Regions from separate parts of the Homo sapiens genome. Here region 2 is linked to region 1. Evidence: chromatin loops called from intact Hi-C (ENCODE). Cell type or tissue: IMR-90. All regions are shown on one strand.

Region 1 (8,000 bases):
GCGTGAACCCGGGAGGCGGAGCCTGCAGTGAGCCGAGATCGCGCCACTGCACTCCAGCCTGGGTGACACAGCAAGACTCCGTCTCAAAAAAATAATAATAATAATTATTATTATTATTATTTTAAATTTTCTAGTAGCCATGTTGAAGTAAAAAAACATGGTATTTTAGTATTTTATTTAACTCAATATTTTCAAAGTATTATATCAATATGTAATACAAAAATTATTGAGATATTTTACATTTTTAAATACTAAGTCTTCAAAATCCACTGTGTATTTTACCATTAAAGCACATCTCAATTCATATTAACTACCTTTCAAGTGCTGCATAACCACATGTGGCTAGTGGCTACCATATTGGACAGCATAATTTTACAGCCTTATTTTTATGCTCACTTGACCGGTTTGCAGTGCCACTAGTGTATCAAAGTCTCCTATTATTGGTGGGTTTCTATCTATGTTTCCTGGCATCTCTTGTAGTGTCTGCTTTATATAGATGACTTGTGCTATTTAGTGCATGGATAGTTGTAACTGTTATATCTTCATTGTGACTTGTGGCATTTACCCTCTTACATTATCTTCGTCTTGTTTCAATGCCTTTTGGCCTGATTTCCACTCTTCTGGTAACAGGACAATAGCCCTTGCTTTCTTATTGCTTGGCAAATCTTTGTCCATGTGCTTGGCAAATCTTTGTCCAGCTCTTCACTTTCAGCCTTTTCAATCGCTGTGTTTTATTCCATACAGCATTCAATTGGGGTTTGCTTTTCAACCCAATGGGACATCTTTTAATAGGCAAGATAAGGCCATTCACATTTATAGACATGACTCCTGTATTTGTACCCAACACCATTTTATTGTATAATTATTATATTGTACTCTATTTCTCTACTTGGGTCTTTGCCTTTTTAATTCTTTTGATATTTAGCAAAGTTTGTATTTTTGTTCCAGTTATTTCTATTTTTCTTTATCTCTAAAGTCCAATCATTCTATCAGAATATGTTTTGGAGTTGACATTGTTCAGGGCTCACCTTTTCTAACTAGCTAGTATTTTCCTGCTATTATTCTTCAATGCCTTTATTAGCGTTTCATTTGAATCTATTCTTCCTTTGGCATCTTGTAATTTAGTCTTCCTTTTTAATATCATTTTGTCATTTTCATCTATTCCTCTCCTGAGTTCATTCAACATTCTTTTTTTTATTTTTTGTCCATTTGTTATTTTTTTAATTTCAGATTCAAGATTACTGAAGCCCAGATAAATAATTATACTTATTTTCTTTTAGGTTTTTGTGTCAAAATGTTCTACATTAAGCCAATTAAGTATAAAGGTCCTATTAAGAAGGGAGAAAAACTTGGAACTCTATTGCCCTTGCAGAAAGTTTATCCTGGCATACAATCGCATGTGCACATTGAAAACTGTGACTCGAGTGACCCTACTGCATACCTGTAAATCGAAGGCCAATGGTCAGATCTTCAAAATAAAAAGTCATCTTAAAAACCTGGATGCATACCCTTCTCTTCAAGAAATTTGTGTTCACAAAGGAAAAATGCATGAAGGGATGGATACCCCATTTTCCATGACATGATTATTACACATTGCATGCCTGTATCAAAACATCTCACGTACCTCATAAACAAATACACCTATGTACCCACAAAAATTTTTTAATTAAAAAAAGGAAATTTGAGTTTAAATAGAAACATGATAAATGCAAGAAAGAAAACATTTTGATTTTAACTCATTGTCACTCTGATGTTCATGTGAACTGGTTGCTTCGGGCTCTTTGATCTGTCACCTATGGAATCTGAGTGGTTTTATTTTTTAGATTTCTCAGTCCCGAAGATCTAAGATAAATAAACAAGAGAACTTACGCTGGGCCAGGCTGCATTTTTGACACCTCTAAAACTAGCAACCTTTCTGCTTGAAAATAAGAAAAAGCCTGAAAGTGTTTCTATGGTACAAGAACAGTGAGTGGTTTATAATGCTAGATTTAGTATACATTTAATACATATTCAATGAATAAGTTGAGTTTAGGTAGTAGACTCTCAGCAATATCCTTAGGTTTATCATATTGGTTGGAGAGAGAGCTGCTTTCATGGATAATAAAGGATTTGCTGGTATTTCCATCCACTCACCCACATGATTATGAATGATGGCAGTCCAAGAAAACATATCCCAAGAAAACAGTGAGGCTGCACTACAGGAAGGACTAGAGTGAGAATGAGGCCTACCTTTATCTGAAGTGTCTCATGGAATTGGGCCTGTCAACTTCATCTAGCCATATGCATATTACAGCTACTTATTTCTACACATCATTGTATTATATCTATGTTATTCTGTCTTAGTTATATTGACAACAGGTACTATGAGGAAACAAGACCATACAAATGTCCAAAGGACCAGAAATAATTCTGGCTCCTTAGAGTTTAGCCAGTTGGTAAGAAATGAATACATTGAACTAATCATTCTGGAAACTTCATGAATTTCTGCTTAAATTTGTTCGGAATGCAGAAAATGCCAGCAGAATGATTATATTCTTATGTGTAGATTGTTAGAGGAAAACATAATTAACTGAAGTTTATTGTTAGAGAAATGGCTGCATTTGTGTATCAGGGCATATGTATGAGAATGTTCATGATATCACTATTTTTCATAGCAAAACCTTCAGTGACCTAAATGCCCATCAACAGTGAAATCCAATAAATAATCTCAAAGTTATAGAATGTAATAGTCAACAGCAGTCACAATAAATGAACTTCAGCTAAACATAATGACCTGAATGAATCATGGCAATATAATTTTAAGTTTTAAAAAGTCCAGAAGATTACATAATGGATGATAATTCTTTTTATAACATTAAAACAGTTAAAATACAATTTCCTTTTTATATAACAAAATCATATACGAAGGCGAGCAAGAAAATAATGAACTCTAGTTAACTCATAACTAGATAGAGAGAACCACACAGAAAGATATAAGTTACTATCAGTGCTGTAGTTTTGCAGTTGGGAGGTGATTTCATGGGTATTTATTATTATGAATAACATGTCACAGAAGCAACAGGACTTGCAGTGGGTGGCCAGGAAGAAAGAGTTATCATGATGACTCTCAGGTAATTGAGAATCTATGTCACACATTTAGCACCTTCTTATATCTATTAGGTTGGTGCAAAAGTAATCACGGTTTTTGCTATTACTTTCAATGGCAAACTATATCTAGCACTGTCTGATTTGAATATGCATCTCCTTGGTACCAAATAACTTTAGGTTGTTTCCAGAAATTTGGCTTTCAAAAAATAAATGCTGTACACCACTGAGGACACACAAAAAGGAAATAGCACATCAGCTCTTAAAGGCAATTTTAAAAGAAACTCTGAAATATTTGCACAATAAAATATAAGCTTAGTTTTCCAAATAATCATCCTTCTGATTATTTAGGAGGCAAAACACAGGTGGATATGGATATTGTTTTAAAAACCAGACTCATGACCTGGAATGGAGAAATTCCTCAAGGTAGAGCAGGGACATTGCCTTCCCCTCAGCCTTCTCACATCTGCTCAATGGAAATGCAAACTTTGGACCAAAGGACTTATTTCTCAGGAAGAACTGGAATACAGCGCCCTCTAGTGCAACAACAAATCCGTGTTATTTTCCCCCTTGTCTTTTAGGTTTGGATGTCAAAACGTTTGACTTAAGCATAAAAATGTTACAAAGGTTTGAATGGCAAAGGGGTAACAGTATGGAGAAACTTACTTTTCATTAGTAACCATGATGATAATATACACTTCAAAAATTGTGATATTATTCTGTCAGGTTTGATAGCTACACATTAATAATGTGAATAAAACCAATATTTACTTTGAAAATGTTTTGAATTATCTGCAAGAGATAAATTTAATAGAAGAAAAAGAAGGAGGTAAGTGGCCAATTTAAGAGGCCAGGCTACAAAAGGAAGAATCCTTGCATCCATTTGACATTTATCACACTCAGTGGCATATTACAGTAATCACATACCTGTTGCCTCTGTGACATGTTATTAATAATAATACCCATGAAAAATAGGCTTGCTTCCTGACTCACCTCTCCCATATTTGGTACAATACAAATGAGGCCAGCAAGGATCACAAGGAAGGAAAAACAAAAAATATGAGCATCCTATTTTTGTGTTTCTTCAGCACAACCTACAGTAAGACCTTTCCCCCATTCTCTCCATTTACCAAATTTTTGCCCACAAAATTATCCAAACTTCTCCAGAATCATCTAACAAATGTAAACACTTTTAACATGAAAAAGTTTGCTTACAGAACTAAAATATTCTCCAAAGACTAAAGTTTGAAACCCACTTAATGTCAAATCCTTTATCTAGAATCCACTAGTTTTAAGTAAACAGTACTTTTCATAGACTTCCAAAGTAGAGACATTTTCATTAGATAAAACATTTAAAATACTCTATAAGTTCTTGTCTTATTTTTGGCTGTTGTAGGAATGTTTTACTCTTCCATTTACTTACCCAGTAAGTCAGGCCAATCAAGGTAATTTACATGAGTTCATGAACTTAGATTTACTCTGAGTTTTGCTCTAAGATTCATTATAGTGCTTAGTTCACTAGGTTCAACTACTGGGCCACTAAAAAGCACAATTTAGAGCAGCACCTTCTTATTCTATGTAGAAGAGGCCAATGGTACTCATCATCTCTCCATACTAGTCGACAATGGGGAGAAACTCACCCCCAACCTCCCTTCTCTAGTCCCTCTGTTTTGCTTCATTATCCTCAGTGCAAACTCCACTGGCATTCTATCACCTAACCATTCGGGTATGTATACTCCCAACTCCTCCTAGAATATATCATGGTAGAGTGATCCCAGGTGAGACCAGAGGCTTATCCCTTCAGAATGTCCACCACTGCTCTGATCCCCAACTCCATCTCTGTTAAGCTATTTCTTTTGTTTGTCCTGTTATCCTAATCAGGTTTTGTTTCATTTTGTTTTGTTTTGTTTTGTTATGAGATGGAGTCTTGCTCTGTTGCCCAGGCTGGAATGCAGTGGCATGATCCCGGCTCACTGCAACCTCCGTCTCCTGGGTTCAAGCAATTCTCCTGCCTCAGCCTCCCAAGTAGCTGGAACTACAGGCGACCACCACCAACCCACGCTAATTTTTGTATTTTTAGTAGAACGGGGTTTCACCATATTGGCCAGGCTGGTCTCAAACTCCTGACCTTGTGATCCACCTGCCTCGGCCTCCCAAAGTGCTGGAATTACAGGCGTGAGCCACCACACCTGGCCCCTAATCAGGTTTTAAGTCCTGTATTATATGATGCTTCTGTATCCTCCTGAAATCTTAAAGTATAAATTGTATTATCTGTAATTGTAGTACCATCCCCGTCCTCAAGAAATTGGTTTTATTTTTTTTAACCAGTAAAATCAGCTCCACTAGCATTTATGGAGTAATTACTAATGTAGCAATACTGCTCTGAGAGGGAGGAACACATAGGTAGATATGAGAAGCCTTACAGAGCTTATAGTGAGAAATAACATGGCACAGTGGTGAGAATGTACACACAAACATAGTCTCTAAATACAGGGATATGAAAGTGCTATTTTTTAAACTGCCATTTACACATCACAATGTATTCTAATTGCTTAATAGGTAAAAATACTTATAATTTTTTCCTAATATTCCAAACTGGAAAGTGATGAACATATTTAATTCTCTCTTTTTATTTTAATTGATTTATTCAAAATTTAAGATACTGTGGGGCAAACTGAGTGGAACAAGCTTGAAAACCAAAGTACTTACGTAAAATTTATTGAGTGCTTACTACGTGCTAACCACTAGCATGGCAGATTCTGGGGATAAAACAGTGAGCAAAAAACAGCAAGGATATTGCACTGATGGAGTTTACAGTGCAATGGAACAAACAGGTAATAATCAGACCAGTAAGTAATGAATTATAACAGGGATAAGTGCCGCACAGTAAAGCCAGGGTGCTGAGTGCCCTGCACAGAGTGCACATCGTGGACCTGACCTAAGAGCAGGGAATGGGCTGGGTGTCCAGGAAGGCTTCCATGATCAAGGACATACAGCTAGAGGAAAGATCTGAGGAGCACAGAGAGTAAGCCAGGCAAAGAGAGATACGAGTGAATTCCTTGTGACTAGAGGGTGCAGGACAGTTCTAAGGAACTGAGAGGAAATGGGAACTGAAGGGCAAGGGGCAGCTTGATGGGAAATGAGGCAAAAGAAGCAGGGAGGGACCAGACCTTGCAGGACCTTGTGGGTTATTTTAAGGCTAGATCTTCACCCTCAAGACAATAAGCAGCCACTAAGGAGTTCTAACTGTGTTGCTAATTAAATTCTAAGATCACTTATACAAAGGATCTGGCACAGTTCCAGATCCATAGCAGGAGGCAGCAAATGCTGATTCCCTCCCAAACACATCCTGCAACATTTACTGCTTTATTCAAATAGTCTACCAACTAACAATCAGAATGACTATCTCTTGTCTTTTCACCTCAGTATCATTATGAAATGAATTAGTATTTTTAAATTTTAATCGAATGTCCATTATCTCTCAATATAATAAAGTAGAATCTGAAGTACTTTGGAAATTAGAAGTTTTTTACTGAATCACAAGATGATCTCATAGGGTGCTAAAAATGTTATAGTTAAATAAGCTTTAAAATATTTTATATTTTATAAAATATATTAATACCAAGATAAAATAGAATCAAATAAAACAATGTAATAAAGCAAATGACATAACTTTACAGAATCCAAGTTCAATATTACACACTTACTTAGCAAGCTACAATATGCCTCCAAGGAAAGGTGAGAAATCTACTTAGAAACCATCTGTAGTTTTTGGCATATCGACCATCTAATCCATATACAGGGCTTGTGCCCTATTTACAGCAATTTCTTGCTTTTCAAATTTCTTATTTTTTTCCAAATGTTTCTGCAGCAATCCATCACGACAGTTTGCAAACAATCAAATATTTGACCTAAAATACAGCAGCAACACATTTTAAAATTTACATTTGCTTAGATAGAAAGCAGCTAATCATACTGATTAAAAAAACAACAACAACAATTTCAGAATCTTTGGCAGCCCATTACCAGAGAGGCATCACATCAGGGAACCATACTCTTCCCAGGTATTTGGAGACTTCAGTGTGAATTTCATCTAGGCTATAATCCTCATCAGGGATCAAAACTTCCTCCATTACAGAGAGCTGTGTTAACCTTCTCTCACACAGTCTTACAAACCTGATGAAGGCACTGCAGCTAACTTCACATTTGCTGAGGCCCAAGGCTGTTAGGTTTGTACAGTGTTCAGCAATACAAATAAGTTCATTATCAAGAGGCTGAAGATCATTAGCACACACCACTAACTCAATCAGTCGAGGACAGTTGAGACCTACCCGTCCTAAAACCACTTTGCTGACTGAACGACCAAAATAAAGGTGAGTAACAGGGGTTTCTTCTTTGAAGAACGTCTCGAATTCCTCTTCATATAGAAAGAAGTGCATAACAACATTAACTCTAGGGGAATGTTTAATAAGTGCATCCCAACTGTGTTTTTTAACAGCATGAAATTTAATCTGTCCAGGATTTTCACTCACAACATCAATTCGAAGATGTTCAAGGTTAACATGAGTCTCGCTTGAGAGTGCAAGGAAAAGTTCATCAGTTAGGATGTAATAATTCAACGCCAGTTCTCTAAGGCCTTGACAACGGTCAGCTACACAAAGAATTCCTGTGGGAAGTTGGGAAAAATTCTCAAGAACAAAGAATCATACTGATCCTAATATAATATTTTGTAAATTTAAATTTAATATTAATTATTCATTATTTGTGAAAATAGCTATCTAATAACAACTTCTGAGAGCATGGCTGCCAGGAGGTATTATGTATATAATGAAAAGCATATGTATATATGTAAAATTAAAATATCTCAGGAGAAACTTACTATAACTATACCTACCTTGCAGATTAAGAAATCTTTT
Region 2 (8,000 bases), 76 kb before region 1:
CCCTAGAATGGCATTAGGCCCCAGTGTTTAGTTTCTTAAATGACTTGGCTGTTTTCACAACTTCTCCAAACACTGGCTTTCTTAATCAGGGCCTGCCAAATGCTACTTGTTGGTTAGAACCCAATTTCATTTTCCAGGGAAACCGATTTTTCATGAGAGTTTCATTGATTTGGCTCAGCTAAAATATCTAAGAAGAATCCAGAGGCACTTTTGAGGTTGCTTTAGTTGCCTGACCTCAAATACTTTAGTGGAAGGATGCCCACAGATGATTGTTGGCTTACACATGCCTTTCCTCTGCTTCCCACGAGTTTTCTTGCACGTAGGATAAAGGCCTTCAGGGAAATGGACACCACCCAGCAGCAATTCATTCCAAAATGCAGAAATCCCTTGGCTCTTTCGTCCAGCTCCCCTTCTTCATTTCTTCATTCTTGCCTGTGGTGCCGCTCAAGGTTGGAAACCTTGCATTCAGTTTTGCCTGTCCCTGCTCTCTGGTCCCCCACGTGCAATCAGTCACCAAGATCCTGCAGGTGTTCTTTCCAAATCTCTCCTAGATGCTTCTGTTCCCTCTTTTGCTACTCAAATACTCCAGCTCCCCACTGCCTTACCTCTCACCACCCACAGCCTCCAGCCAGTCTGACATCAGCTGCCACCCCAGCCAACCATCTCCCAACGTGGCTGGTCTTATCTTCCTAAAACACTTCTACCAAAACACTGCACTCCTAGGACACTCCCGATGGCTTCTATTGTTTGTAAAAGAAAATCCAGACTTCTCTGATTGTTTATTTATTTTTTTGATGAACATTTTATCCTCCCCAGCACCCCACCATGTTAAAAAGGAATACAGGCACATTACCAAAAAAAGAAAAACCTTAAAAAATACTGAAAAGGCTAGATAAGAGGAACACACACATCCATAATCCCTATACTGAAAGAACTTCCCATGTATTGCCCTCTTTCTACTGTACCTGGCTTCTAAAGTCCTCTGCAAAATTCCCCCTTTGCTTCATGTAACCTGCTTTCCCTGTGTCCCAGTCTCAGCCTGGGCTCTTGCAGGGCCAGCCTGTGCCTCTTCCACCCACTCAGCCCCCCACCCCCAGCCTTGCTCTGCTCCCCGTGTAGTGAGCACTGTGCTCCTTCTTTGCCTCTACACACGTATGCGATACTCTCCCTCCAAAACCAGCTTTGCTAAGAAGCTTTGCTCAGGCAAATTCCTTCACCTCTCTGGGCTGCTGTTTTTTCAGCTGGTCTCCCTTCCGTGGCTCTCCCACTGGATGGAGCCTCTCCTTTTTGAAGTCTAACATCCGTCATCACAGTGAGCCCATGTGTTTGTTCCTCTGATTCTCTAACAGCCTCCTAATAAGTCAGCACGGAGCCCAGTTAGCATTTGCGGATCCATCAGTTGACTGGCTTCCTAAATTCTTTCTAGCATAATTCACACTTATTCTAATAGAGTGGTCAGAATAGACAAAGACATTTGTTGGCTCTGCTGTAGGTGACTGCTCCACCATATGCTGTGGACTAGACTCATTTGCGTGGCCCTCTGGGTCAGGCAGGGATTCTGAAGGGCTTTAAAGAACATCGGACCTGGCTCCCTCTCCAGCTTCCCTAGCACAGGCCTTAAGTCCCAGCACGAAGGAGAAGGATCGAGCTTCTCTGGGGCCGGTGCTCCCAACATCACATCCTGATCCTTTGGAAGCTCCCTCATGCTAGGTGAAAGAAAGTCTCTGCTTCCCCAGCTGCAATGTTGTGCCAGCATTAGAAGGTAGAAAGGGGAAGCAGGGTTGATGCAGCCATGACTGATGGCTCCACAGCAGCCATCCTGAGAGCCATTTTCAAAATTCCTAAGAATTTGCTGCTATCCTGACCCGATCCACCCTACTCCAAAACACCCTGGACATTCAAATCCATGGTATAGAAATTAATTTGTGCAGGCTAAAGAGCTGGTGAGATGAGAGCCACCATATTTTGCCTGCTGGTTTTAACATTTTAGAACTTGCTCATTGTCCAGATCAGCACCTTTGCCCTGGCATGAAAGGACAAAAATTAAACCCCATGTAGAGTGCCCCATGATACCCACCCCAGACTTCTCTGGACCCTCCACTGCCCCTCATCTAACGATTGGGCACTGGGCCCAGTGGCAGGCCAGCCATAACACACCCTTCCCCAGTCTTTCCCAGCATTTTCTTCCTCAGTCTTCCATCCATGGGACTCCTCATATTTCACTGGGACAGGAATGGGGTGAATGCTGTGCTCTACATAAACCACATAGTGCTCTGTAGTTAAGATACAAATGTTTAGAATGATTTCTGCTTCTAAAGACAACAAAAGCAAGAATTAGCCTCCAAGCTTCCTCCAGATGAGGCTATGTTTAGGAAAGGCTATACGTTTGAGAATGATGCAGGGAAGAAAGCAGAAGGAAAAAAAAAAACAGTAGGAAAAAAAAAACAGTGCATGCATGTGCCCACGTAGAATACTGGCTTATTAAAGAAAAATAAGAGTTTACCAATGTCAGGTACTATTCTCAATACCTTTATGTGTTAAGTCATTCCATCCTTAAAATACTCTTATGGGTTGAGTACTGTTCTCTTTTCTGTTTTCCAGATGAAGAAGGCAAGGCTGGAGAGGTGAAGAAGTTTGTTGGAGTGGTGACAAAGCTAGTGGGTAGGAGAGCCAGCACTTGAACACAGGCAGCCCAGCCCTAAGTACTTGTCCTACCTAAACCACTATGCACCCCCTCCCCAGCTAGGGTAGTTGCATATTTTTGGAAAATCCTTGATATGGTTTGGCTGCGTCCCCACCCAAATCCCATCTTGAACTGTAGCTCCCATAATTCCCACGTGTTGTGGGAGGGACCGGGTGGGAGATAATCGAATCATGGTGGTACCTTCCCCCATACTGTTCTCGTGGTAATGAATAACTCTCATGAGATCTGATGATTTTATAAGGGGAAATCTCTTTTGCTTGGCTCACATTCTCTCTTGTCTGCCACCGTGTAAGACATGCATTTCACCTTCCACCATGATTGTGAGGCCTCCCCAGCCACGTGGAACTGTGAGTCCATTAAACCTCTTTTTCTGTATAAATTACCCAGTCTCAGGTATGTCTTTAACAGCAGCATGAAAACGAACTAATACAACCTTCAAACCTTCTCCCTTGAACACATTTTCACTGAGCAAGACTCTAGCAGCTGCTGTGGTAAGTGAGGCAGGCTTGGGGAAGAAAGCAGCCAGCACGCAGCCACTCATCCCCTTCTCCAGACAGACAGGGGACCTGAGCTGCTGGATCACTCTCTAGATGACCATGAATCAGCATTCCTTTCAGTGGATCAACTAGAATTGCTTAGTAATCCTCAACAACCTTTAATTCCTCATTTAATTACTGATGAAATAGCAATTAAATGTGCCTGAGAAATCTTCAAACTCGTGGCACGGTCATTTCAATGAACATTTGATACACCAAAATCCCAGGACAACAAAAAAATTAAAATGACCTCCAGGGTGCCTAGAAAAGATTTTCCCACGTTAGTTAGCACATTCCTGAAGTAACAGTCTAACCAGAAGTTCAGTTAGTCCTGTTATTCTACATTATTTTTAAAAACTACTACTGACAACATATGAACAACCAGCTTGCTCCAGAAAGTGGTTCTTGATCGATTCTACCAATATTTACTGAGTTCATGTTAGGAGCCCAGCAGTCGGCTGCTTATTACGGTTCTAGACACAAGTGAGTCATTCTTTGGTGGGGAGCCAGGCACATATACAATGAAATAAGTGCCAAATGCATGGCTATACCCAAAAGGACTCCAAAGGGAAGTACCCAACCACACACCACACAACGGGGGTGGGAGGGTAGCAAGGATTGGCGGGGGGAGTTTGGGGTAGCCGGAGGGAAACCAGATTCTTCCCAGAAGGGATGATTCATCATCTGGTGGACAGTGAAGCCAAGTCATCAAGGTAGACTGCAACTCATCAAAACAGAAACCGGAGACGGGGTTAGTACTAGAGACAGGATTGCTGGTCTGAATTTCTGGTTCTTGTTAGCGCTTTACAATTCCTGAGACATATATAAGCCTGAAAGAAATGCTTTCCTCTGTATTCACTCTTAATGGCCACGTTTATTCCTCCCTCTATTGTAGAGAGATCTACTAAATATCTTATGACTTGATTTGGTCCTTCTCAAAGATAGGTTCAAGTCTTCTCTGTGGGCACTTTTCAAACTCCAAAACCAATAAGCCTCAAGGTAGGCCCCTAGCCCTTGTGGAGTCTATTTATACCTTTGGGGCACGATCAGCAACTAACATCACATAGCACTGGTGCTACACAAACATAATTCAGGTTCCTTCTTAAATTTCTAGTTACTTACAGTGAAGGAGGCAAGGAAGGGCAACAAGTGTGTATCTGTGTGTGTGGGTCTGTGTGATGTGCAAATAACAGACTCCTCTATCTGTGTGTCCAGATCCAATAAGTACAAATTCTATCAAGCCCTTGAGACTGACAGGACAGAGTTCTGCCAAGCTGAGGAGGGGCACAGAGCTCAAGACAAAGCTTAAAAAGGCTTGGCTCAGTGATTAAAGTACAACACAATAAGCAACTTTAAAATGTGTTTATTTAGATACAAACTCCATCCAAGACCCCATAAGTTAGACCTTGGCCTGTTTTCGTGAAGTGGTGTGACGGCAGTGGCCTTTTAAAAATTTAGTTTCTGTAACTTACTCTGGGGACATAGGTTGATCACTCTAAATCAGTATGTTAATAAATAGAGCAGCAGAAAGGAAGGCTGCAGGGTCATGAGACCCAGGCTTGCATGCCTCTTCTTTCTTGATAACTGTTTCCAGATGTGGGTGTTGGCACAGTATCAGCTTGATGACAAAAACGAATGAAAGTCCTTTCTCCCCAGCTAACAGCAGGCGGCTACTGGTTCCGGCAGAAGGCCTGCTTGTGTTTTCCTTTCAGAGGTCTCACGTGGCTGAAAGCATTTGCCTCTTGCTGAATGTTTACCTGGCATACGCTAGGAACAGCAAATGACACAAGAACCTCAGTGCAAGATGTCTCTTGAAGAAGAAGGTGGTAGAAAAGTGCATACATCTAATAATCCTAAACAACAGGGAAAGACACGGCTGGATTTGGGGTAAAAACATCTCATCACCAAGGAAATGATATGCAGGAAGTCGTCAGCTCAGGGTCCTATTCTTATCATAGATGAAATGGTTGCTTCCGCTAGTGTTCTGGAGGGGAGAGGTGAGAGAAGATTGTTCCTGACTTCAGGGTGCCTAAGAGGAGTCACATACGCATGACACAAAACAGACATATTAAAGGACTCACTAAGGACAGTTGGGTCTGCTTTCAGTAGAGAAAAGATGTGCACTTAGGAAGTGGTAGTTTCTGGCATGGTTCAACTGGCCTGTCTCCATGTGTGTGGAATCTCACCTTTGACCTCAGACCTTGGTCACGTACCAGGCAGGCTGCATGTTGCCCAAGGCTTGGAGACCAGGCTAGCTGAGCTCAGACTTCTCACATTCTGCTTCCATCCTCCTTTGACTTTTGGGAAAGTCTCCTCCTGCTGATTTTCATTTGCTGGCCAACCCGCTTGCCACAAACCAGGGAAAATCAGCTCTGAATTTTGAAAACTGGAAACATAAATTCATTTGGCATAAACACAGCTTTCTCCAGCAGACACACAGGAAGTAAGCTTACCTATGTATGCGATGGTATCATGGACCACCTTAGAGCCTATCATAACTAGCGTTCAGTTGGTGTGGATGGTGTAAGAATAAATTTCATTGCTCTCTAGGACACAAGGAGCACTTAACTTATGGATTTCCGGGAAAAGTTTCCAGCTAGGAATGCTCTAAAAGATTACCAAAAATCTTTGTTTTCATGCCTCAAAAGAAATATCCGATCTCAGCTGGTTTTGACTTGTTGGTGACCACAGCTTATTTCCCAGTGTCATTTGCACGAGTCAATTTTGTGGACTTGATCAGAAAGCCTTGAAGGGTGTGAGAAGAGGAGAACAGATGGCTAGCAAGGGCCACTTTGGGACAGCAAGAAAGGCCGAGTCCATCTACTGGTGACTGGATCTGACCTGTCCATGATAGAGCCAGAGTCTGAATGGACAATCCTGCTCTCTCATCCCTCCTGCCAACCCTGTGCCTTTCCTTGGTCTTGGACAGGAAATGCAGAATGAGACAAGCCATCCATTGCCATTCATCCATCCCACAGGATCAGAGCCCCAGCCCCAAGGCCACTGGTTATGAATATCCCTTGCAGGTGAAATGCTCCTATTAATACATAACCCTGAGTTTGGGATAATGCATGAAAAGATATTTCAGAGCATGGCTTCCTGTAGATACATGTCTTAAGGGCCAGTAGGTGGATTCTGTTAGCCCCTTTCTGGCCAGAAGGGATTCTATACAGTGCTGCCCAGGCCCAGGGAATGTATGAAATGAGCTCCAAGGAAGCTTCGGAGAGGTCTCCTTTTCTAGTAAGTTCCACACCCACTAAGCATTTATTAAAGTGTCAGCTGTGGATATTGCATAGTCAAGCAAATACAGGGTAAACACAAAAGATGTAGAAGGTCCTTCATGTCTTCCAGAAGCACACCATTGTCTGTGAAGGCCAAGGAAAGGCAAGAAATCAAGTTCAAGACTGGAAAACATACATTTTTATAGCCAATTTACTAAAATATTTTCAGTTCTCTGAACCTAGCATGCTTTTTTTCCACCTCCAAACCTGTGAACACAGACCTTTATTCTTGCTGTCTGGCTTCCATGTGTCCATGAGATTTTAATTTAGACCACACTTTCTCTGGGAGGCCTTCCTTGATGCCTTCAGCCTGGGTAGGTGCCCTTTCTGTGGGCTTTTACTGGCTCCTTTTCTTCTCCCACCATAGCATCTATCAGTGACATGTCTGTTTTCTCTACCAGACGGCAAGTTTGATGAGGGCAGGGATAATGCCTGCCTTCTTCACTACCCCATTCCCGGTATTCATTCATTCATTGGTTAATTAACTATGGAGTGCCTGGCATGAGCCAGTCAAATGATGAAAGAGAAAGGTCACTGTGAAGCTGTATTAGTCAGGGAAGGCAACTTGGGGGAGGTGCATTTTGAGATGTTCTTTGAGGAAGTTGAAAAGGGAAAACAATGGGAGGCATGAAACTTGGGGGCCTCATGCTACCCCCTCCCTCTCCACAAGATGTCTAGGCTTCCATGGGAATCAAATCTGGGAACCATTACTAAGGGGAAGGGCACTCACATTCATGGAGCTCTTACCACATGCCAAGATTTGCCAGACGCCAACCACATTAATAATACTTGCCATTCACCCTGAGTTGGCTGCAGGCCAGGCCACTTCTTGGGCTGTCTCATTTGATCTTTTCAACAACCCTGCTGAGATGGTTGTCCCCATTTTTACAGATGAGAGACTAAGCCTCAGAAAGAGTGGGATTTGGCCAAGATGGCATAGTGACTAAGCCAAGAGTCATAGCCAGGGCTGTTTGGCTCAAAATCAATGATCTTCAAATATTTTGCTCACAACCCAACTCAAAGAATTGACCTTTTTTGCACATTTTAAAGTTGACTTATAAAGATTTTTTATCATGTGTTTAAATAACTGTAAAAGATGTCAGAGCATTGTATTTTGAATATGAGCATTACATTACGTTTTTGTCAAAATATTGGAACTTTAGATTGAGTTTATGCAGTTGATAGAAAATCTCTGCCATATCTCAACTCTGTCCCTCATACCAGCCTTGGATGAGTTACTTAACTGCTTCTATGTCAATGTTTTCTGCAAATTGAGAATAAGAATAATACCTACTTACAGGACTATTAGGAGGATTATATGAGATAATTTTATGTAAAGTACTTAGAAAAAGGACTGCTCCACACTTCTGTATAAATGTTTGCTATTATTATAAACTCTAATTGAACATTGAGAGGCTGCCTTTTCTAATTCCCCTTTGTTAGAAGTCCTGGCACAATGCCCCATGGTAAGCTGGTAAG

The links. Hi-C counts contacts between places; a loop is a spot of excess contacts. Peaks named below come from ENCODE experiments on the same cell type or tissue, not always from the same donor. Only the 100,000 strongest peaks of a DNase experiment are listed, where the experiment ranks them.
Region 2: it touches region 1 in a loop (7-fold over the local background); 6 of 110 quality-filtered maps call a loop at or near these places.

The regions. Positions count from the first base shown.
Region 1 is chr5:135,940,778-135,948,777 of GRCh38, reverse strand. It overlaps LECT2 (leukocyte cell derived chemotaxin 2), which reads left to right. Exons shown (of 4, transcript NM_002302.3): 4 at 1,281-1,874. The coding sequence ends at 1,447. It also overlaps the pseudogene FBXL21P. Among named protein-coding and RNA genes, the nearest start is that of LECT2, 10 kb to the left of the region's middle. In IMR-90, a CTCF peak has its summit at 3,609 (motif pointing left); a DNase peak (open chromatin) is centred at 3,597.
Region 2 is chr5:136,016,463-136,024,462 of GRCh38, reverse strand. LOC105379189 (a long non-coding RNA gene) reads left to right here. Exons shown (of 4, transcript XR_948809.3): 4 at 2,602-2,905. Among named protein-coding and RNA genes, the nearest start is that of TGFBI, 8.5 kb to the left of the region's middle. In IMR-90, a CTCF peak has its summit at 4,908; DNase peaks (open chromatin) are centred at 262, 3,282, 3,852, 4,862 and 1 weaker place; H3K27ac peaks cover 5,320 bases.